Regions from separate parts of the Mus musculus genome. Here regions 1 and 3 are each linked to region 2. The links are chromatin loops, found by intact Hi-C in ENCODE. Cell type or tissue: heart. All regions are shown on one strand.

Evidence for each region. Peaks named below come from ENCODE experiments on the same cell type or tissue, not always from the same donor. Only the 100,000 strongest peaks of a DNase experiment are listed, where the experiment ranks them.
Region 1: a loop joins it to region 2, with 5 times the contacts of the local background. A loop is called at or near these places in 33 of 42 quality-filtered maps.
Region 3: a loop joins it to region 2, with 5 times the contacts of the local background. A loop is called at or near these places in 20 of 42 quality-filtered maps.

The regions. Positions count from the first base shown.
Region 1 is chr7:25,130,268-25,138,267 of GRCm38, reverse strand. Pou2f2 (POU domain, class 2, transcription factor 2) reads left to right here and starts at 5,808. Exons shown (of 15, transcript NM_001163554.1): 1 at 5,808-5,843. The coding sequence starts at 5,816. In heart, a CTCF peak has its summit at 4,994 (motif pointing left); DNase peaks (open chromatin) are centred at 4,967 and 5,767; H3K4me3 peaks cover 1,214 bases; H3K27ac peaks cover 416 bases; H3K27me3 peaks cover 7,169 bases.
Region 2 is chr7:25,183,081-25,191,080 of GRCm38, reverse strand. No RefSeq gene overlaps it. Among named protein-coding and RNA genes, the nearest start is that of Mir7048, 31 kb to the left of the region's middle. In heart, no CTCF peak of the experiment used is centred here; a DNase peak (open chromatin) is centred at 3,210; H3K27me3 peaks cover 3,889 bases.
Region 3 is chr7:25,101,151-25,109,150 of GRCm38, reverse strand. All of the region lies in intron 5 of Pou2f2 (POU domain, class 2, transcription factor 2), which reads left to right. Among named protein-coding and RNA genes, the nearest start is that of Mir6537, 8.0 kb to the right of the region's middle. In heart, CTCF peaks have their summits at 3,170 (motif pointing left) and 7,204 (motif pointing right); a DNase peak (open chromatin) is centred at 3,180; H3K4me3 peaks cover 498 bases; H3K27ac peaks cover 1,255 bases.

The DNA of each region.
Region 1 (8,000 bases), 53 kb after region 2:
CCAGTTTATTCCAAGTGTTCGTTCTATCCTGTGTGTGTGTGTGGGGGGGTGTCTTTGAGACAAGCTCTCTCCATTATTTTGCTCCAGCTGTCCTGGAACTCACTGCTTGGTCTTGAATTCACAGATATCTGCCTGACTCTGACTCTTGAGTTCTGGGAATAAAAGCAGGTGCCAGCCTTATTATTTTTATGTTTGTGTGTGTGTGTGTTATGGGTGTGTTCCGGTGTTCACGGAAGCTAGAGGAGTTGGGTCCTTTGGAGTTATTGTTTTTGGTGGTTGTGAGTCACACGATGTGTGTGCTGGGAATAGAATTCTAGCCCTCAAGAAGAGCAGCAGATGCTCTTAGCCACCGAGCCATCTCTCTAGCCCCTTTATAAAGACTTTCTAGGGAAGGTCTCACTCGCCCAGGCTGGCTTGGAATTTGAAGTCCTACTGCCTCCATCTCTAAAAGTGTTGGAAATACAGTCATCCAGCACTGAGGACTTGGAAACACTTGGCAGAGGACTGCTCTCTCCCCCTCCCCATCACCCATGGAAGCTGATGAGGTCAGATGGAACCTAGTGCTCTGCCAGATATCAAGAGACAGATGACAAGCTGGGCATGGTGGTGTATGCCATTAATCCCAGTACTCGCAGAGGCAGAGGCAGAGAGGCAGAGAGGCAGAGGCAGAGAGGCAGAGAGGCAGAGAGGCAGAGAGGCAGAGAGAGAGAGGCAGAGAGGCAGAGGCAGAGAGGCAGAGAGAGAGGCAGAGAGGCAGAGAGGCAGAGAGGCAGAGAGGCAGAGGCAGAGGCAGAGAGGCAGAGGCAGAGAGGCAGAGAGAGGCAGAGAGGCAAAGAGAGAGGCAGAGAGGCAGAGAGGCAGAGAGAGAGAGGCAGAGAGGCAGAGAGAGGCAGAGAGGCAGAGAGGCAGAGAGAGAGAGGCAGAGAGGCAGAGGCAGAGAGGCAGAGAGAGAGAGGCAGAGAGGCAGAGAGAGGCAGAGAGGCAGAGAGAGAGAGAGAGGCAGAGAGGCAGAGGCAGAGAGGCAGAGAGAGAGGCAGAGAGGCAGAGAGAGGCAGAGAGGCAGAGAGAGAGAGAGAGGCAGAGAGGCAGAGGCAGAGAGGCAGAGAGAGAGAGGCAGAGAGGCAGAGAGAGGCAGAGAGGCAGAGAGAGGCAGAGAGGCAGAGAGAGAGAGGCAGAGAGGCAGAGGCAGAGAGGCAGAGAGAGAGAGGCAGAGAGGCAGAGGCAGAGAGGCAGAGAGAGAGAGGCAGAGAGGCAGAGGCAGAGGCAGAGAGGCAGAGAGAGGCAGAGAGGCAGAGGCAGAGGCAGAGGCAGAGGCAGAGAGAGAGGCAGAAAGGCAGAGAGGCAGAGAGGCAGAGAGACAGAGGGAGACAGAGAGGCAGAGAGAGGCAGAAAGGCAGAGAGGCAGAGAGGCAGAGAGGCAGAGAGACAGAGGGAGACAGAGAGGCAGAGAGAGAGGCAGAGAGGCAGAGAGGCAGAGAGACAGAGGGAGACAGAGAGGCAGAGAGAGAGGCAGAGAGGCAGAGAGGCAGAGAGACAGAGGGAGACAGAGAGGCAGAGGCAGAGGCAGAGGCAGAGGCAGAGGCAGAGGCAGGTGAATCTCTGTGAATTCAAAGCCAGTGAACTCATTTAGTGAGTGAAACCCTGCTCCCCCAACCAGAAAGAAGAGAAAAGAGACCGATTCTTAGAACTGTAGGCTTTAGCAGAGGGGATCCCAGGGTCAAGAAGGCAGAGGGCATCACACCCTGTTGGCTGTCAGGTAACAGGAAAGATTTCAGAGTTTAACAAAGAGGCCCACAGTTGAGTGAATGCTGACTCCTAATCCCTAAAACCCAGGAGCTCTAGGAAGCCCACAGGAGAGAGCAAGCCCTAGAGAGGAGAGACTTGGGTTTGAATCCTCACTCCACTAGCCACATGCTGTGTGACTCAGAGCAGCTGATGTTACCTCTCTGTGCCCTAATTCCTCAGTACAATGAGATAGCAAACTCATATCCTCAGATGGTCATAAAGATTTAGGAATAACACGTTGGCTCAAATAGCCCAAAACAGGCAGGAATGCTCCTGCTGCCACCACCGCTGAATCTTAAGTCAGTAGATAGTCCTTAAAGAATTTGATTTTTCTGTTAGCTTGTTTTTGGAGATAGGGTCACATGTTGCCCAGGCGAATCTTGAACTTATTATGTAGACTCTGAGCCTCTGATCCTTCTGTCTTCACCCTCCAATGCCAGCGTTACAGGTATGTGCTACTGTGCCTAGTTTTGTGAACTGCTGATGTTTGTCCATGTTAGCAAGCGCTCTGTCTGAACAGCATGCCCAGCTCCATGACATGATTGATTTGGGGCTATCGGGGAAGCAGTCCTGAGTGAGCCTCACATCAAAGAGATGAAGAACTGTGTAAACAAGAGGTATGTCTAAGGGGCTGCAAGATGGCTCAGTGGGTAAGAGCAGTGGCTGCTCTTGCAGAGGACTTGGGTTCAGTTCCCAGCGCCCACATGGCAGCTCACAACTGGCTGTGACTCCAATTCGAGGGACTCCAGTGCCCTCTTCTGACCTCTGTGGGCTCCAGGAACACACTTGGTGCATAGACAGACATGGAGACAAAACACGCATACACATAAGAGAAAGTAAACATTTTTACAATTAAAAGAGCTAGGTTTGAGCCCAGATGCCAAGGGAGTGGGCAAGAGATGGCCACATGATACAGACAGCCCAGAGCTGAGGTTGAGTATGGCTGGAAAGAGCCTAGGGTCCTGAGAGCAGCTCCATATCCCTGTGTCTGTGAGTTTGTTTGCCACCTACCCCTAACAATATGCTTTCCTGTTTGTTTAGGCCCCTAAGTCCTTTAATGCCCCAGAGGCTGCCCCTTGACCCGGGCTCTCCTGAAGTCTCTCATGTTTACATCCGGAATGGAGTCTGGATTGAAGATTGCTACTCTTGACTCTTAGGCCCAAGTTCATCTCTCTCAACTCCCAATTCCTTGGCCTGACTCCATTTCATTATCTCCCACCAGGCTAGGGGTCTGAGGGGCCTCTCTGAACACCTGCTAGCCTCAGTCCTACTGATAAGAGCATCGCCTGTGGGGACAGATCTTTTGGGTCCCTGCGCAGACCAAGGATAAGGCCATGGCTAGGTGATGAGATTGTTAATGATAGAAGGAGCTGAGAGAGAGAGAGAGAGAGAGAGAGAGAGAGAGAGAGAGAGGAACCGAGCCATGGAGAGGATCCCCAGGGGTGGCCAGGAGGAAGAGGCCATGGCAGGGGGCCCTGAGGGGTGAAGAATCTCACTCTTCTGTCCCCGGTGGGCTGGCTGCTCCCCCCTACGGCTCCCCAGCGGGCCCCCGGGGGACCTCGCTCTAATAATGTATTTGATCGACTCGCCGGCCGCGTACAAGCGATTATTGTCTTGTCGGGAGTCAAACGTATCGATCCGGCGAGAAATATGAGCGGAGCAATGGGGCCCGCGTGTCAGTTACCGGCCCCGCTGGCCCTGGGGAGCCCCCTGCGTCTCCTTTAATTACCGCTCAGCCTTGAGCCCAGCCTGGCCTCCTCTATGCTGCCTCCCCGCAGGTTCCCTGCACCTCAGTGTGGCCCCCACTGCTCCCCAATGCCTATTCCCTACCTACCCTACTCATTATGAGGGTCCAGACCCCTTCCTTGGCAGGGAAGCCGCTCTCCACACCCTACCTATCCCATTCCAATCTGCCAGTTCCCCTCACCATCTAAGCCATGTGCCCCACACTCTGCCCCTTTGTCTTTCTCCCCTCCTTCAGCATCTCCTGCATAGGCCCAGAGACTCAGACACAGCTTTCAGCACGGAAGGCCATAGGAATAGAATTTATCCTTAGGGAACCATCGAGGCCTTCCCACTCTGGCCTCACTTGAAGATCCAGGAGGGCCTCACTGGAAATGGGTGTCCCTTCTTTTCCTAGATCACCATCTGGGACCCAGCCTGGTGAATGTGTCTCTGGCCTGCACGATGTTGAATTGGTAAAGGGTAGACTATGGGGGAGGGGCCTTGTCTGGGTTGTATCCCTCCATATCGTGCTAAGTACCACCACTCCCTCAAAAGATAAATCCTAAATGAAAATGGAGCTTACTGGGTAAATCAGGCTTCAAGACAAAAACCTGCTACCTTACTGCCCCCAACTTCTGCTGGGAAGACCCTCGTGTATAGAAAATCTGCCGCCAGCCGCTGTGCGGTCGGCAAATGCCCTCTGAAATGGTCTTTCCGATAATGGGATATTATAGAGTGTAGATGCCCAGGAACTGTCCCCTCTGTGTGCAGCTTAAGAGCTGAGTTCGTTCCTGTCAGGACCATCTGCCAGGTCTTGGGGTGTCCACCTGCACAGGGCTGGGGGCAGAGGGCACCCATGTAGTTCTTTGTGTCCTTCATGGCTGTGCACATGGGAGTGTGGGCACATGTAACCTGGCCTGCGTTGGCCATATGTGTAGATGTGCCCTCTGCCCTGTGGGTCTGGGTGAAGTAGTAGAGCATATGTAGCTGATGAAGCTTGGTCTGCGGGGAGGGGTGATATTGGGGCCATGGTAGAGATGTGCACTAGTGAATCTCTGTGTGTGCATTCGTGTGAAATGCTGGAGGGTTGGTCTGAGAAGAAATACTTCAGTGTATGCATGTATGTAGAAGGATGAATCCAGCCGTCTATGTGTGCACGCGTGTGGTTTGGGGGACCCTCCACTTGGGGTGTAAAGTGTCCTGGATGGCCCTAGTGGATAGGAGAACTGTTTAAGAGATGCCAAGGCAGCTCAGCAACTCGGACTCCAGGAAGCTGAGAGGGAGAAGAGGGCAGTTGGCTCGCGCCTGCCTTTGTCTGCGCTACTGTGCGCCCGAGTCCTGCGCCTTTGTGTGACCCTCGCAGGTGTGCGCGCGGGGCGGGGGAGGATGCGGGCCGGGATGGAGCGGAGGGCGGGGCTCCCTCCTCTGAAGCCGGCCCCGCCCTCCTGCCCATTGACTGGACGCTGCCGCCCTCTGGCGGGCTTCAGGAAAACCGCAGGACTGAGAGCGGAGCGGCTCGCTGAAAGCGCTCCACAGGAACCCTGAGGACTCAAGCTCAGCTCCACTGCCCCGGGTGCACGCGTTTGCCCTCTGACAGGCTTCTAGCTGTCTCTGACTTAGGCCTCCACCCCTCGCCCTAACTGCCACTGTGCCACTGCTCATGGGCACTATTGGCCCGGGATGCCTTACCTGTGGCACAGGTTGCAAGCCTTGGTCTGTCCACAGCATCCTGAGCATCCCCTTTTTTTTTTTTTTTTTACTTTGATGCATCTTGGCCCTGGATCCTTGAGAAAGCCACTGCTCCCTTCTCTGATCTTCAGTCTTGTCGTTTGTAAGACGAATCACAAAATACTGTCAAACTATGACACCTGTTACGTGGGAGGTGCAGGGTTAGGCACTGAGAGATCCCTCCTCGAACAAACCTCAAATTGTGTTTGCCATTGTTATTGTATAGCCTCACCTTCTCTCACAGCCCCACACGCCCTGTTCCAGATGTGTTCGCCCCCACCCCTCCGTGCTGCGGGGGCAGAAGGACTGTATAGATACCTCCTAGTGTGGCCCCAGCAAGAGTCAGTTCTTCCAGCGTCCTCGCTTTCCACCCGACTAAGCCCCTACTCAAATACACTCATGATCTGGGGTCGCCTGGGCCGCTGGGGTCGGCCTGTGGGCCAGGGTATTTTCCCTTCCGAAGGGGGCGGACCGGCCCTGTGGTTTCCTCCCGGGGTGACTTCCGGCAGGGAGGGCTGGCCCCCAGAGAGGGCGGGGAGATGACACAGTTGTTCCCCAGCCCTGGCTGGCGGGCAGCATGGTTCATTCCAGCATGGGGGCTCCAGGTAAGAGGCTGATGCCTTCTCATGGGTGGCGAGGACAAATAGCATATTAGGGCCGTTCTGCTGACCACCTCTGCCAACGGTTCCTGCACCTCCTCTTCGGCTGTCCCCCTTGTTTGGGAGGCCCCGTGCTTTAGTAACATCTTTTCCTTCCTTCACCTAGTCCCCCTCCTCAGCTCCTCTTTGATACTGTTTTGCATTAGGCATGGGGTGTGTGTGTGGGGGGGTATACTTCCAGTCTGTCTCCCCACTGAGGGAACAGGAAAAAGGAAGGGTCATGTGGTTTTTTGTTTGTTTGTTTGTTTGTTTTGTTTTGTTTTTTGCTGGACTTCATATGGGGAACTGGTGGGCTGGGCAGCGTGGGCGATTCTTTAGACACAGGGCTGCAACAGGTTTGGAAGACCAAGCAGTTGCGTTTGTGTGGTGCAGGTGTGCATATGTGTGAGTGTGGGTGTGGTGTCCTGCGTCCTGTGCTTATTGCTATTTCTCCTGGGTGTGCAGGGGGGAGGGCTGCTGTGCGTGGCATTCCTGTGTGCCCGTAGCAGTGATTTCTTCTTGATCCACTTCATTTATTCTGCAAAATGGCACTAATCTTATATATCCCTCAGTCTCCTTATCCTGCTCTGACTTTCTCCGTGGCGCATGCATTCTATGTCTTTGAGTTACTACATGCTTGCCTGGGTGAGCTGGATACGGTGCAGGCACCGTATCAGGTGATTTGCGCTTGGGGACTCATTTCGTAGAAGGTATGCATCTCTGCGCAGACTTAGCATACCTCAGCAGAGTACTGGGAAGTGTAAGGTGATAATACCAGTGCTGAGATATTCCAAGGATCAGTACTTCATGACTGCTTTTCTGGAGCTTTGGTCGAGTGTGCGTCGAGCTCCTGGGTGACCGTAGGTGTGAGTGTTGGCTTGGCGTGCATCCGTCCAACATGCATCAGTATGTGGGGGGCATCGCCAAGTCCCTTCAACAACCGCTGGTTACCGGGCCGTTCTATGTTGGATATTGGTGTTGAAGATATATCAGGGCTAGGCAGCTTCAGGTCTGCTTTTCTGGAGTCACGAGTTCAGTGGAAAGGACAATCCTGTGGTGATCAGACCTGGGATTGGAGGGTGGAGGGTGGAGCAGAGATGATAGAGTCCAGAAGTTATCTAGTTCTGTTGTCATGGTAGTAGGGAGGGCTTCCTGGAGGAGTTCTCTGAGCTAGGATATAAAAATGATGGTGGTAGACAGTAGAAAGATGAGGATTGACAGGTATTTATTTACTGAGGTGGCCGTGTGGGTGTACACATATCTACTTGTTCAGTGTACATATGAAGTCCAGACTGCCATCTGCACACATATAGCGGCTTCACTATGGACTCATTTCAAGTGAGAACTTGTAGCCACTGGACAAAGCATTAGACTTTTTACTGGGGATTTCTGTAGGGTGAAAAAAAAAAGAAAAAGTCCTACCCAGGAGAACTGTTATGGGTTTTCACCGTGTAGCATTGGCAAGAATCAATCCATCGTAAGGATGTGATTAATACATCGTGTGGCCTCGGGCAGATCACTCACCGTCTGATCTCAGGCTCTCCACCCTGGAGAGTCTCAGAGGTCTTCGTGGTTACCTCTCAGAATGAACTGACTCTGGACACGGGTGTATGCATATCAGATTGCCTGTGCCTTTGAATATGCGAATGTGTGTGTGTCACTCTGGATATGAGTAAGTGCATGTGTGTATGCATGTATCTGGATGGGGTTGGTTTTTTTATACACCACCCTATGGCATCATCTGAGTGTGTGTCTCCCTATAGGTTGTGTGTGTGTGTGTGTGTGTGTGTGTGTGTGCGCGCGCACATGCAAATGTGAGTGTGGACAAGTCTGTGTGGAGGTCAGAGGTCAACCTCAGGATGTCAGTCCTTGCCTTCTGTCTTGACACACGCTGGTTGGTTGGCCAACTCCCCCTCTTGTCTTGCCATCTTATCTGTTACAGACTCACATCCCTGCATTTTTGAAAATGGATATCTAGGGACTTGAACTCAGACCCTCGTGGTGTTTGGCCATTTCCCCAACCCCTCCATCTATGGGCTTAAGGAATAGCTGCTTAGGGGATAGGATAGACAGCAGAATTGTCAGGTGGAAAACCAGGGTGTTGTAGACCAAGCCTTGAACCTG
Region 2 (8,000 bases):
TAATCAGCCTGTCTCCCTCTCTCCTCCTTCCTCCCCTCTCCGCACCAGGGACTGATGTCTCCCAGGTTGGCCTAGGTCCTCCTGTGTAGTTGAGGATGACCTTGAACTTCTGACTCTACCGCCTCCACCTCCCAAGTGCTGAGATGACCCGCGTGTGCTACCATGCCCTGTTTATGGGGAGATCAAACCCCGGGAGGGCGTTGTGCAAGCTGGGCAAGCTCCCCGCCGACAGAAGCACATCCTCAGCCTGCCCTAGTTCTCTTTTCAGATTTGTGTATTTATTGTGCGTGTGAGTAGTTTGCCTGCATATGCATGCGTGTGCCTTATGTGCATGCCTGGTGTCTGTGGAGGCCAGAAGAGGGTGTTGGGTCCCCTTGAACTTCGCATAGATAGTTGTAAACCACCATGTGGATGTAGCAAGCGCTTTTAACCCTGAGCCATCTCTTCAGGCCCATGTTCTACATATTTTCTTCTTGAAAAGCATCATCAACTTCCAGGATTTCACCTATTAACTTTATGCTTCTTATTGTTTCTTGAGACAGGGAAGTGGTTCTCAACTTTCCTCATGCAGGGACCCTCATACAGTTCCTCATGCTGTTGTGAAGCCCCCCCCCCAATTATTTCATTGATACTTTATAACTCTAATGTTGCTACTGTTGTGAATTGTAATGTGTATATATTGTATATATTTGTGTTTTCTGCTGTGGTTGACACTGGTGATGGCGGTTGCAAGAGCAAACTGATTTTTGTTTTGTTTTTTTTTAAGACAGGGTTTTCTGTGTAGCCCTGGCTGTCCTGGAACTCACTCTGTAGACCAGGCTGGCCTTGAACTCAGAAATCTGCCTGCCTCTGCCTCCCAAGTGCCAGGATTAAAGGCATATGCCACCACTGCCCAGCTCAAACTGATCTTTCTTGCTTCTACTTTTGTCCCTTCAAATATATCTTCTCCAAAAAAAATTACATTTCCTGGACTAGGTCCTACAGGGTTCCAGGCTGGTACAGGCCTGTTGTCCAAGCTCCCTGACAAGTTAACACAGGAAGATTGCAAGTTCAAGGACTGCCTGCCCTACAGAGTGAGTTCAAGACCAGCCTTGGAAATTCAGTGAGACTGTCTTAAAATATGTAAAAAGAGGGCTGGGGGGGGGGGAGCATAGCTCAGTGGTAGAGCCCCCAGCCCAGAATGTGTGGGTTTTTAGACTCAATCACAGATACCATATTTTAAAAGTAATAATAATAAAACCGGGGCTCGAGAGATAGCTCAGCAATTAAGAGCACTGACTGCTCTTCTAGAGGTCCTGAGTTCAATTCCCAGCAATCACATGGTGGCTCACAACCATCTGTAATGGGATCCGATGCCCTCTTCCGGTGTGTCTAAAGAGAGCTACAGTGTACTCATATATATTAAGTAAGTAAGTAAGTAAATAAATAAATAAATAAAATCTTAAAAAAAAAAATACAAGACCAAACCTCAGTGACTCCTCTCTTCTACTTTCCAATGATATTTAATGTTTGAGCCCCAGGCAGTCTCTTCAGCATCTTTCTCTTACTGTTGACTCTTCAATAACCCCTTCCACAGGGAGACAAACAACTAATCCTCACATGAACGCCGGTCATGGCGTTCTCTCTAATTTTAATGCCTTTCTCCTTGTTGTTAGAAGACTTTTCCCTTTTAAAACTCAGCAGGAAAACCTGCTGGGTTGGGGGTGGCGCACGCCTTTAATCCCAACACTCAGGAGGCAGAGGCAGGCGGGAGTTTGAGACCAGCTTGGTCTGCAGAGCTGGTTTCAGGACAGCCAGGGCTACACAAAGAAACTCTGTCTTGAAAAAAACCCAACTGAATCCAAACCAAAAGACCTCAAGGAAATTCTCCAGGTTAGTTTTGCATGCCAGGGGACTCTACTGTTGTGATTGAAGAAAAAACAAGTTACATATGATTTCACGAGGGTCCTGGGAATTGATCAGGCCATGGTGTGTGTGTGGGGGTGGGGTGGGAGGCAAGCTCCCTTATTTGCTCTGACATCTTGCCAACTCTGTGGTTGGGATTTCTGTATGCATTTCTCTCTCTTACTGGATTGTGAATCCTTGACAAAAAGAAGCAGAGGTGGGCTCTCCCAAGTTGTTCTCTGACTACCATACTCTTGCCGCCCAATAAATAAAGAATAATAATGAATATAAAATATAAAATAGACAAACCTTTTGAAAAAGAAATTATCTTCCCACGTCCCCCGAAGGTGTGAAGATGTTCACACCTGCCCGACCCTCCCTTTCCTTTTTGTTGTCTTGTTTTGTTTTGTTTTGTTTTGTTTTGTTTTGTTTTGTTTTGTTTTGAGACAGGGTCTCACCGTGTTGCTTTGGCTGGCCTGGAACAGGCTAAGTAGATCATCAGGCTATCCTTGAACTCATAAAGCTCTGCCTGTCTCTGTTTCCTGAGTGCTGGAACTAACGGTGAGGGCCATGTCCACTCCCACCTCTGTGTTTGAGATGCTCTCATTAAAGTGCCTAGACAGGCTTTGAACTTCCGGTCTCCTTGCCTCAGCCTTCAAGGAAGCTGGGATTACAGGCCTGAGCCACCATGCCCCAGGGTCTCACTATGTAGCTCAGGCTGGCCTTGAATCTCCACCTACTCATTTCTGCCTTCTCAGTGGTAGAGTACAGGCACGTGTCGACTCACACAGCTAAAGTTCATTTTACTATTAAGGAAGGCGGTTGGGGAATTGGCTGGAACTTTGAGCCTGACTGGATGTGAGGAGGAGAAACAGGTCAAGGATGGGGGTCGTTTATCTGAATTAACTTGACTAGGGGGGTGGAGGGGGCAGGAACCCGTGTCTGGGTGTGCTGCATGCACCGATTTGAGATGTTAATTTGGAATTGCTTTCAAGAGGGGCTTTGGGAGGGAGTGCTAAACTGTAGACAAATTTAGGATTGCCGCCGTGGAGATAGCAGATGTGGGGTGGGGGGTGGGGACGGGATGATTCAAGCTTGCACGGAACTGAGAAATCAGGCCTTCTTGGCTGCTGAGAGCGTACTTTTGAATATGATTGCGGTTGTATGCTGCAAAGAAGGGAAGCCAGGTAGGGTTGAAAAGCTCATGTTGGATTTAAGATGTGGGCTGGCCTGGAGCCTGAGAAGGCGCGTGATGGGAGTGGTCTGGCCTGGGCTCCTGAAGGGTCAGGCTGGGCTTGGCCACGGAGTTGTTGGTAATGCATCACTCTGGCCACCAGGGGGCAGCAGCCACATGGACTCCAGAGCGTTGACTGTGATCAGCAAGCCTGGCTGATGTGGTCAGAGACTTAGGGAGCTCCGACGCAGTTGAGGCTACTTGGTAGTTGGATAGCTTTCCCAAGTGAAGGGAGCTGAAAGATGGCAGGGGACTCTTTTCGGACAGTTCCCATTCCTGTCTTAGAGAATCCCCATGGACCATTGGGGATGTAGATAGCTTATTTGACACCATGTCTCAGTAGCCCTGGGGTTGTGTCTTCACTGTCTCTTGGTTTGTTTAAATTGGGGAGGGGGAAGGAGTTGTTTGTTGCTTGTTTGTTTGTTTGTTTGTTTGTTTTGAAACGTTCTCACTGTGTAGCTTTGGCTGGTCTTGGAACTCTCTATGTAGACCAGGCTGGCCTTGAACTCACAGAGATCCAACTGTCTCTGCTTCTCCAATTAAAAGGTTACACCACCACATCTTTCTACATAAATATTAATTAATAGTTACTATTAATCAATATTAATATTATCAGTACAAGGTCTGTCTATGTAGCCCAGGAAAACCTCATATGTTCCATCCCCCTGCCTCAGCCTCCCAGGGATTGTAGGCAAGTCCCACACCCAATTTGTTTGTTTTGTTTTCCTTCCTGTCTTTTTTTTTTTTTAATTAAATGTTTACAAAATTCTATGTGTATGGGTGTTTTGCCTGCATATGTGTGTATCACATTTGGCCTGGTGCCTGCAGAGACCAGAAGAGGTTGCCAGATCCCCTGGAACTGGAGTTACAGATGGTTTTGAGCCACCACATGGGGGGCTGGGAATCAAACCTGGGTCTTCTGGAAGAGCCAGAGCTCTTAGCTGATGAGCTGACTCTCCAGCCCCTCCTTCCTGAATTTTCTTTGATACCATCTCACATAGCCCGAACTGGCCTTGAACTTACTACGTGGTCAAGGTGGTCAAGGATATTTTAAGACAGCCTCTCTCTTTTTAGCGTCCCCCTTCTAGTGCACAGAGAAAGCTCAGGGCCCTGTGAATGCAAACCAAGCGCTTCCCCTGTGGGATTTACTTTATTTATTTGTTTCCTTGAATCTTGTTTTCTCCCATTTATCATTGCATTATTATTTCCAACTATGTGTTTGTGTGTTGTTATATGTACACAATATGTGGGGGTAACTGGAGACCAGAGGAGCTGTTGGACCCCCTGGAGCTAGAATTCCATGGAGTTGTGACCTGCTTGGGGTGGGTGCTGGGGATCGAACTCAGATCCTCTGCAAAGGCAATGCACTTTTTGCAGCATTTCCCTTCAGCCATTTCCCCACATTTTATTTTATTTCCTGGACTAATTTATGATCCTTCTGCTTTAACTTCCTAAGCAGCTTGGATCATAGGCCTGAACCTCCTGCCTCTGCCCACCAAGTGCTGGGATTGCGGTGCCCTCCACCATGTCTGGCAAGTGTTCTTGTTGACTGGGGAACACTCCTCATCTTTCTCCCTCTTGATCATGTCTTATCTCAGGCGTCATCTCTTTCCAGAAGCCTCCAGCACACAGTATGGTTTTTATGCACCCAATGTCACCAAGTTTAAAATTAATGCTTTTTTTTGTTTTTAACTTATGGGGTCTACAAATGCATGGCATGCCTGAGGATATTGGGGGACAGTGTGCAGGTATGGGTTCTCTCCTGCCACCATGCAAATCCTGAGACTCACACTCAGGCTGTCAGTATCTTTACCCACCGAGCCTTCTCACTAGCCCCAAACTCTCCAATTAAAAAAAAATTACTTAATACATGTAACACATAGACAGAAAGAATTATTTAATGTATGGAGAGAGAAAGATAGAGAGTGGAGTAGAGGGATGGAAACTCATAGCCTGGCCTTGAACTCACGTCGAGCAGTCTGCCTCTGCCTTCCCAGTGCTGGGGGTATGCAATGCCACAGAAGACCCTAACTCACTGATTTTAATTTGTTTGAGATAGGTATAGTATGATGTACACACACACACACACACACACACACACACACACACACACACACAGAGAGAGAGAGAGAGAGAGAGAGAGAGAGAGAGAGAGAGAGAGAGAGCAGTGTAACCACCACAGTTGTGATCCAAAACGTTTCCACGAGCCTGGGACTCTCAGCGTCCCATTGCTCTGGGTCCTGTCCCTCCACTCTGGCCTTCTGCAGCAGTTGACCATAGTGCTAGTGCCTAGAAAACGTATGAACATAGCTTGACAGTATGCAATCCTACACACAGCTACCCTCAGGTTTTTGCTTTGTTTGTTTGCTTGCTTGCTTGTTTGTGATAGGGACTTGATATGTAGCCCAGGCTGTCCTCAAATTCACGGCAACCTTGTCTCTGATTTACAAGTGCTGGAATTACAGCTGTGTGCCACTGCATCTGGCTTGTTCTCTTGGACAGAACACTGTAGAACAGGCTGGCCTGGAACCTTAGGTAGTTAAACATGCATACCCACCCTTAAGGTACAAACATACACACACACACACACACACACACACACACACACACACACTCAAACACACACACACACACACCCCAACACTCACACACACATACACACTCACACACACACACACCCCACACACACACATTTGGAGAGGCAGAGTGTGTGTAAAAATAGAAAGGAAGGGCGGGAAGAAGAAAGGAAAGAAAGGCTGCCAGAATGGTTCACCAGGTAAAGGTGCTTGCTGCCAAGTCTGACAGCCTGAGTTCAATTCCTGGCATCTACTTGTTGGAAAAGAGAGCTGTGTCCTGAAAGTTGTCCCCTCTCTCTTTCTCTCTCTCTCTCTCTCTCTCACACACACACACACTCTCTCTCTCTCACACACACACTCACACACACACACAAGCCTGAAAAGAAAAGAACATAGCTTGCAGAATATTGCACATTATATTCTAGAGGACAACTTTTTATTTTATTTTATGTGTTTAAATGATTTGCCCGCATGTACGTCTGTGCACCATGTGTGTGCCTAGTGCTTGAGGAGGCAAGAGGAGGGCACTGGATCCCCTGGGACTGGAGTTACAAATGGTCATGAGCCACCATGTGGAAGCTGAGAATAGAACCCAAGGTCTCTGGAAGAACAGCCAGTGCCACGGAGCCATCTCTTCACCCCCGGAGGATGACTTCTGTGGGTTGCTTCTGGGAACCAAATTCAGATCACCCAACTTTTACAGCGATCTCCTTTGCCTGCTGAGTCAGCTCAGCTGCCTAGGATACTGCTATTTTTCCATGTGCTCCTGAAATATGAACATACAGAGTAAGGAGTGTCCAGAGAGTATGCTCACTCAGGCACATGTGTGGCCCTTTGAGCATATGATACTTCTGGAAATGGGGCTTTCTCAGAAGCATGGGGCACCCTCATTTCCTGTGTCTGTCGTGGCCAGCATGCCTCGTACATCCTTGTGTGTTCTGGGATCATAACTCAGGGCAAGGAGACTCCTAGAAGTCATTGAGGATGAGTGGTATCCAGCGCTTGCTTGACTCTCCTGTGCAATCTTCTGTTGTAGCTGAGGAACACTGCTTAATGTGAACATTCTAGATAATCAAGAGATATTGGACCCTAGGGACATGACTCAGCAGACAAGAGCACTGGCTGCTTTTCCAGAGGACATAGGTTCAATTCCCAGAAACCACATGGCAGTTCATAATGTCTGTGACTCAAGTTCCAGGGAATCCAGTGCCCTCACACAGACGTATATGCAGGCCAAACACCAATGGACATACTAAGCCACACATGTGGCCTGCGCCTGTAATCCCAGCACTCGGGGGATTGGGGCAAGAGGGTTGAGGCGAATTTAAGGCTAGTCTACTACTTTAAGGCTGCACTACTGTGTGAACCCATATCAGACAACTCACAGCTGTCTATAACTCTAGCTCATGGGGATCCAAGGTCTTCTTATGGCCTCCAAGGGCTTTCACATCACATGTGCATGTGCACATGCACACATGTGCACACACACACACATACACACACACACCTAAATAATAACAAATCATTCAGGGTCCTGGTGGTGCATGCCTTTAATCCCAGTGTTCGGGCCGAAGAGGCAGGCAGTTCTCTGAGTTCAAGGCCATCCTGGACTACAGACTGAGTTCCAAGACAGCCAGGGCTACACAGAGAAACCCTGTCTTGAAAAACAACAACAAAGGTCTGGAGAGATGGCTCAGTGGTTAAGGGCAATAACTGCTCTTCCAGAGGCCTGGGGTTCAAATCCCAGCACACACATGGCAGCTCACAACTGTCTGTAACCCCCAGATCTGACACCCTCACACAGACATACATTAAGGCAAAATACCAATACACATAAAGATAAATTTTTAAAAAATTCTTAAAACAAAAACCTCACGGGCTAAGATGGCTGGGTTGATAAAATGCTAGACTTGCAAGCACAGGATTCCAGATATGATCCTCCAACCTCGGTGGAAAAGCCCGGTGCTGAGGAGTGTGGCATATTGTAACCCCAGCATCAGGGAGATGCTGCATCCCTGGGACTCAGCCACCATCCAGCCTGGCTTAACTGGGGACCTTCAGGACAAGGAGAGACATTGTCACAGATGAACAGCTCTCAAAAGACACAGGAAACTGACCTCTGTCCTCCATGTGCACATATGCACACGTACCCTCACATACCTATGTACCTACAGATAAACAAACACACACACTCAACGATTTTTAGACACTAACACTCTCCCAAAGAGATTATGTACAATAAATACACACTGTCCAGAAAGCGAATAGTGCATAGCATGTGTCTCTCGACATCTCTTCGGTCCTTA
Region 3 (8,000 bases), 82 kb after region 2:
GGGACATAGCTTGGTGTATAAAGTATGCTGACAAAGCATGGTGAAGACTCAGGTAGATCCCTAGCATCCTTGTAAAAATTGTGGGCTCAACAGTTCTTTCTTACCTGCGATCCTAGCTCTGTGACAACAGGACACTTGGGGCTTGCTGGCCCACCAGCCTAGCTGACTTGTTGGCCTTCTGGTTCAATGAGAGACCCTGTCTTAAAACATGAAGTGAAGAGTGACTGCCATCCTGTCCCTACATTCATATATACACATGTATACAGGCATGCGCATGCATGCACGAGTGTACAAAGATAAGTATGTGGGGAGGCAGGCATAAGGGAGAGGATTGAGAGAGAATTTAGTCTATAATTTAGAAATTTTTCTAAAGCCAGGGCTGGTAGCACATACTTATAACTCCAGCACTCAGGAGGCTGAGGCAGAAGGACTGCCCTGAGTTTGAGTTCATCTGGGCTACAGTGTGAGACCCTAACTCAAAAGACCAAAGCACAATTGTTTTAGCTGGAGGCATGGCCACTTGGTAAGGGTGCTTACAGGAGTTCCTGGGTTCCATCTACAGCACTGCATAAACCTCTGGTGCTGGCATATGCCTGTAATCCCAGAACTCACAAGGTAGAGGCAGGAGGCAGTGTTCAAAAGGATCAGAGGGTTCAAGACCACCCTTGGCTACACGGCCGGATGGGGTAGCCTGAAATCCACAACTAGGGTTTGTCACATGCGGGGCAGGCAGGCCGGCAATTAAACCAGGTGCCAAGTCTCCTGAGAGGCGTTCAACAGGGGAGTGGCGTGATTTGATTGACCCCTTATGGCTCCTTGTGTTGGCTGATGGGAAGAGGGGCTATAGATCTGGATGTAGAATCGAGAGCCATTGGAAGTGGGCACACAGGTGGGAGGGGAGGCTGGCTTGCACAGGAAGGGTGTGGTGTAGGAACATGGATTGCATTGGCCAAGAACTGATTTTGGCTTCTGTACCTGGTTGGTTTTCCAAATTAGAAAAGAAGCAAGTGTTTCATTGGACCTGTTGGGTCTTGAATTTACCACCACCACCACCACCAGGGTCTCACCATGAAGCCCTGGCTGACCTCTAACTCAATGAGATCCATAAGCCCCCTCCCTGAGTGCTGGGATTAAAGGTGTGTACCTCCATAGCTAGCCTGAGGAGTCTCTTAATTACTCAAGTTGGGGCCGTCACGCAGGCAGGCCGGTATCTCTGGCTAACACTCCACAGAGCCTGGGTGGGAACTGGACCTTGTTCCTGGTTAAGAGGACAGATTTGAAAGGCAGATGAGGTTCGCACCGTTAACAGCTCACGATGGGGTAGGATGCGTGAGGGGACAGTGGCGGCTTGCGCCTGTGTGTAAGTAATGCGTTCAGATTTCTAAAGCGCTCTCTGAATAATGACATCACTCCGGCCCCAGTGAAACCCGGGGAAGAATTACCCAGTTTTCTCTCATTTCCCAGATAAGAAAGCTGGCACCCAGAGGCAAGAATGATTCAATAATCGTGACTCCAAAGTCAGGCTATTTAACATACTTGTCACCACAAATATTTATCATCTCTGTATGGTAGAAACATTTAAGGTCTCTGGGGGGAGGGGGCAAGCGGGTTCTGAGGTGCAGCTTGCCTGGCATGCCTGAGGTCCTGGGTTCAATCCCTAGCACTGACAATAATAATAATTATAATAGTTGTTGTGGTGGTTTTCAGACAGAGTCTCTTGTAACCCATTCTGGGCTGGAAGTCTCTATGCAGCCCGAGCTGACCTTGAACGCCTCAACTTCCTGCCTCTGCCTCTGAGGTGCTGAGACTGCAGGCATACCCCACATACCACACCCCGCTCTTTTTAGCTGTTTGGAAATATGCAATATGTCATTAACTACAGCTACTTCCCTGCTGTGCCAGAACAACAGAACTTTTCCTTCCTATCTAACCGAAACTGTACCCACTGACAGTGTCACCCTGCTGCCCATCCCCCACGCGCAGAACGCAGTGACAGCTCCTGTTCTCTCCTTTCCCACAGTTCGACTCTTCCCCCCCCCCCCCCCACCGCTCTCCGGCCTATTCTTGAGTCAAGGGTGTATCCAGACCTGGTCACCATCTGCCAACACCCTCCAGTCATGGTGGTGGGGCTTTTCAGGGGCGGGAGGCATGGTGGGGTGAGGGCCTCCTCTCTGTGCACTGGGGTGAGGCGCAGCACCTGGGCCATTGTCGCAGCTGGCCAGCTCCGGGGCTCTGACCTCTTCCCATTCACTCACATAGCTTTCTACCCCACCCCCACCTTCACCCCCAGTGGGGACTGAGGCCCAATGAGAAAGTGATCGCTTACACTGCCATGCCTTCACCCGTGTAGCGCATTAGCTGTGTGTCTGTCTCTCTGTCCCCGTCTGTCTTTTTTTTTTAAAGATTTATTTATTTATTATATGTAAGTACACTGTAGCTGTCTTCAGACACTCCAGAAGAGGGCGTCAGATCTCATTACAGATGGTTTTGAGCCACCATGTGGTTGTTGGGAATTGAACTCAGGACCTTTGGAAGAGCAGTCAGTGCTCTTACCCACTGAGCCATCTCACCAGTCCTTTTTTGTTTGTTTGTTTGTTTTGTTTTGTTTTGCCTTTTTCAAGACAGGGTTTCTCTGTGTAGCCCTGGAACTCACTCTGTAGACCAGGCTGGCCTCGAACTCAGAAATCTGCCTGCCTCTGCCTCCCGAGTGCTGGGATTAAAGGCGTGCGCCACCATGCCCGGCTTCCCAGTCTGTCTTTAGCAAAGCATAGTCAGACTGCCCTGTAACCTGTTGGGTAGTGTATGCACTGGAAGCAAGAACTGGCTCCTTCCCAGGCTGGGTGTGGTGATGGTAATGCCCACCTATAATCCCAGCATTGAGAAGGCAGAGGCAGGAAAGATTATAACAAGTTTGAGGCCAGCCTGGGCTATATAGTGTGTTCCCAGCCAGCCTGGGCTACATAATAAACTGAATCGTAGAAAAGAGCTGGTCTCTTCCCTTCTCAGCTTCAGTAGGGTATGCTAACCCTCCCAGCTGGTTAGAGACAAAAAAATTGATTTATAAAATAGGCTGTCCAGGGTCTCTTCCAGCAGCTGTCAGCTCACTCAACTTCACCATTTGAGGCTTGAGTAGCGCGCCCCCAAGTGGCTAAAGAGAGCCAAGCGGCCTCTGGATTGTAGACCGATGGGGCCTCCTACTGGCCAAGCCCTGTGCCGGGTCTACTCCCTCCACGCTAAAATCTCTAACGATTTTTATTCCTTCACTCAGCAAATTAGGGTAGGGTTGGATATGTGCGGGCACCTTTCTTGGCGAGGATAAAGTAGACGGTTTTGTGTGTCTGTCGTAGCTGAGAGAAAGACAGGAAGCAGTTCCAGAAGAGCAGAGGAGAATGTGATGTGAAGAATGGCTTCGTGACAGGGAAGGGAGATAGGGGAGCAGGTGGCCGCCTGAGGAAGAGCACTGATGGAAACGTGAATGAAGTGGAAGGGGGTGGGTCTTAGCATAAATAGCAAAGGCCTGGGCTGAGTGACAAGCACTGGAGGTTCATTTCTGGCTTGAGTGACAAGGAGGGGCTGTGTGGCCGGACAGGGATCAGAGGGCAGGAAAGTCTCAAGGAGAGGAAAGGCCCGGCCGAGCCAGGCTGCAGCCAAGTGCTTGGATGCTATCCCACATGGGGACAAAAGACAGTGCAGGCCAGATGGTTTAAAGTTCACAGTAGGACTGGTGAGATGGCTCAGTGGTTAAGAGCACTGACTGCTCTTCCGAAGGTCCGAAGTTCAAATCCCAGCAACCACATGGTGGCTCACAACCATCCGTAATGAGATCTGACGCCCTCTTCTGGAGTGTCTGAAGACAGCTACAGTGTACTTATGTATAATAATAAATCTTTGGGCGAGCGCGTATTGCCAGGCAATGGTGGCACACTTCTTTAATCCTAGCACTTGGGAGGCAGAGACAGGGATTTCTGAGTTTGAGGTTAGCCTGGTTTGCAGAGTGAGTTCTAGGATGGTCGGGACTGCACAGAGAAACCTTGTCTTTAAAGATGGCTCAGCAGTTAAGAGCACTGGCTGCTCTTCCAGAGGTCCTGAGTTCAATTCCCAGCACCCACATAGTGGCTCATAACCATCTATTATAGAATCCGATACCCCTTTCTGGTGTGTCTGAAGACAATGACAGTGTACTTGTCTTAAATAAATAAATCTTGAAAGAAAGAGAGAGGAAGAGAGAGAGAGAGCAAACAAGCAAAAACATTTTTTTCATCATGATGCTTTTTTGCATCTTACCAAAACCTTTTGTGGAAACTAAAAAAAAAAAAAATTTAAAGTTTGCATCAAGTCACATGCATCCAAAAGGACATGAAAATGAGTGGACTGGATCTGTGGGAGTTGGGGGCGGGCAGGAGAGGGTAACAAGGCAAATATGGCTGAAATACATAGGTGCAGTATGGAAATATCAGAAGCCCAGTGTCATATATAATTAATATATACTAATAACAGTTGGGCCATGGGGTGGCTCAGCACATAAAGATGCTCCCTGCCGAGGCGCGAGGTCACATCCCAGCACTCAGGTGACAACCCACAAGCACCCGTGACTCTGCCTATGAGGAGTCTGACTCCTTCTTCAGGCCTCCATGTGTACACACTTACAGCCACACACATACATATGCATGTGCACACACCCAACCCACACCCAGACATCTGCAGCAGGAGGATGGCAGGTCATGGTCAGCCTCAGCTACACGGGGAATCTCGAGCCAGCTCGAGATTCATGTAGTCAGCTACATGAGACACTGACTCAGGAGAAAAAGAACCTCAGAAGTCTGTTGCTATCAGACCCTCTCTGGGTGCCTGGGAGTAGATGTGCTGTGACTTGGACCAGGATGGTGACAGTGGAAAGGGGAAGAAAAAGCAATGGGGGGGGGGGGGTGGATGGGCTGCACGGGAAGGGGAGAGGAAGGCAGGGATCAAAGTTGGCTCCCAAGTCCCAGTCTGTGTAGCCAGACTGGGGTATGGCTACAGTTGTTTATTTTGTTTTACTAAGACATGCCTCTGCCTGCTAGAGGCTCAGCCTAGCAGAGGAAGGATAGGCATTAGCAAGTGCACCGCCCTGTAAGGAGGGCGGTAGAGACAGGACGGGTGACCCTTTGTGGGCCCTGAAGGGTGCACCACTTGGAGAGCCTTTGGAAGAAAGACATCAGCCGGGTGGTACTTACCTGGGATGCTAGCACTTGGGAGGAGGAGGCAAGGAAGACCAATGGGCTCGAAAGGCTATCCTGCCTAAGGCAATGAGTATCAAGCCAGGCAGAGCTACTGGGAGGGGAGGGGAGGGGTAGGGAGGGAAGGAGATAGGAAGGGAAGGAGGACGGAGAGGGAGGGAGGAGAGGAAGGGAAAGAGACAGAGAATGGTAGAGAAAATGAGAGAGGCAGAGAGAGAGAGTGTGTGTGTGTAGGGAATATGAACTATAGAATTGAGTTCTGAACCTTAGATGGCGCCACTATCATGGACATTTAAGTTTCGCTGCTTCTCAGCTGATCCACAGCTGGAGGGACAGGGGCGTGGGGAGTTTTATAGGGCTTAGGGTATCTGGGGAACAGTAGAGTAGATTCAGTCCCGAAGGATGTGGTATCCTTTGTCAAATTATGAACAGCATGCCAAACACAAGCACACAGATCAGGTTCCCAATAACAGTGCACTCCCATGCTGGTGGCACACAGATCAGGTTCCCAATAACAGTGCACTCCCATGCTGGTGGCACTCGGAAGCCTTCAGAGATCGGGACATGCAAATAGAAATGCAAGCAGGATCCCACAGGAGGTCATGACCACATGGGGAAGTTTGCGTTATTGCTGATTCCAGGGACTCGGGTTATTTCTCTGATCCAGAGCTGGTGTGCACTTGAGCTGGAGCAGAGGCCCTTCGTGGGAAGGACGGCACACGTGCACACATCTGGTGGCTTCACACCCAGGAATGGAACTGTTGGGTGATAAGGAAGGCAGGTGCATGCCCAGCTTGAATTAGTTTGCTCGCGCTGCTGTAACAAAGAGCCACCGTCTGGTGACTTAAACCGCAGACCGTTCTGGAAGCCGGGAGTGTGGCAGGAGGTGTGGGCACGGCCTCCAGTCCTCTCCTGTTGGCTTGTAGACACCTTCTTTCCTGAGCCTGTTTACATCATCTCTGCTCTATTTGTATCTATATCAAAATTTGTTCCCCTTTAAAACAAACATTTGCCTTCCATGTGTGTAGTGGGTTGTGGGTCTGTGTTCTGCACTGCCCTGGTGGTTGGGGTATGGAAGAGTCGCTGGGGAAAGCACAAGACATGGTTCAGGGGGTGGGAGAACGTGGTCTAAGATGTGGCAGACCAAAGCTGGGGTCCCCTGACTTCCGGCCATTGTGGTGTCACACATCGTAGTCAGGAATGAAGGATTGGGGGTCCACAGGCCACAGGTCGGAGATGAGGCCTGGAATGCTGGGGACCCTCTGGCTGAAGACAAGGATGACAAGTGGGGAACTTCATCAGTGAAAGTCCTTAGCTTAGCGACTGTTGTTTGGAAGCTCAGAGAGGCCTTCTACAGGAGACTTAGGCCGTGGCTCTGTAGATGAAGGCCTTCTCCATGCTCCCCAGGATAGTTAGTTCTCCATGAAAGAGACAGTCCACATTTATCCATACTGGAGGAGTGTCTAGAGAGGAAAACCCTCAGGGCCTCTAGGTATCTCATTAGCATGGAGAACTCTGATGTGGGGAGTGTGGCCAGGAGTCAGATAGGGGACAGGGAGGCACTTACCGTCTCAGGTGGGTACCTAGATACCAGGGTCTCAGACCCACTCTATCCTACCAACTTTCCTGGCATGGTCCACTGTCCCACGGTGGGCACCATTGTGCCAAGGCATATGTGTGGAGGTCAGAGATGGTCTAGGGGGTCAGACTCAGATTGTCAGGATAGGCAGCAAGCCCTTTTACCCACTGAGCCATTGTGCCAGCACACCTAGGCAGCTAAATCACCGGCCTCATGAACATTAGGCAAGTTCTCTACTATGCTACGCCCCCAGCCCCTCACTGGTGGATTCTAGGCACATATTCTACCACTGAGCTAACACTTGCAGCCCTTTTCTTTCTCTTTCTTTCTTTTTTTCTTTCTTTCTTTCTTTCTTTCTTTCTTTCTTTCTTTCTTTCTTTCTTTGATTTTATTAATTTATCATATGTAAGTACACTGTAGCTGTCTTCAGACACTCCAGAAGAGGGTGCCAGATCTCGTTACAGATGGTTGTGAGCCACCATGTGGTTGTCGGGAATTGAACTCAGGACCTCTGGAAGAGCAGTCAGTGCTCTTAACCGCTGAGCCATCTCTCCAGCTCCGCCTTTCCTTTTTTCTTTTTTTAAAGGTTTATTTATTATTATATCTAAGTACACTGTAGCTGTCTTCAGATGCACCAGAAGAGGACATCAGATCTCATCACGGATGGCTGTGAGCCACCATGTGGTTGCTGGGATTTGAACTCAGGACCTCTGGAAGAGCAGTCGGTGCTCTTAACCACTGAGCCATCTCTCCAGCCCGCCTTTTCTTTTTTTAAAGATTGATTGATTAGTTGATTGATTGATTGATTGATTGATTGATTTTAGCTGGGTGGTGGTGGTACCCACCTTTAGTCTCAGCATTCTGGAGGCAGAGGGAGGTGAGTCTCTGAGTTCAAATCTAGTGTGGTGTTCAACACAAGTTCTAGGATAGCCAAGGCTACAAAAAAGAAACTCTTTCTCTCTCTCTCTCTCTCTCTCTCTCTCTCTCTCTCTCAGACACACACACACACACACCAAATTTAAAATTTTTTAAAATTATGTATACATGTGTGCCTGGGGGTGCCACACTGTGTGAGTCACCTTGGAAGCCAGGAGAGCGTGTTAGCTTCTCCAGACCTAGAGTTATAAGTGGTTGTGAGCTGCCAGATAGCTTTTAAAGTAGTGATTTTTTAAACATTTATTTATTTATTTAACATATATGAGTAT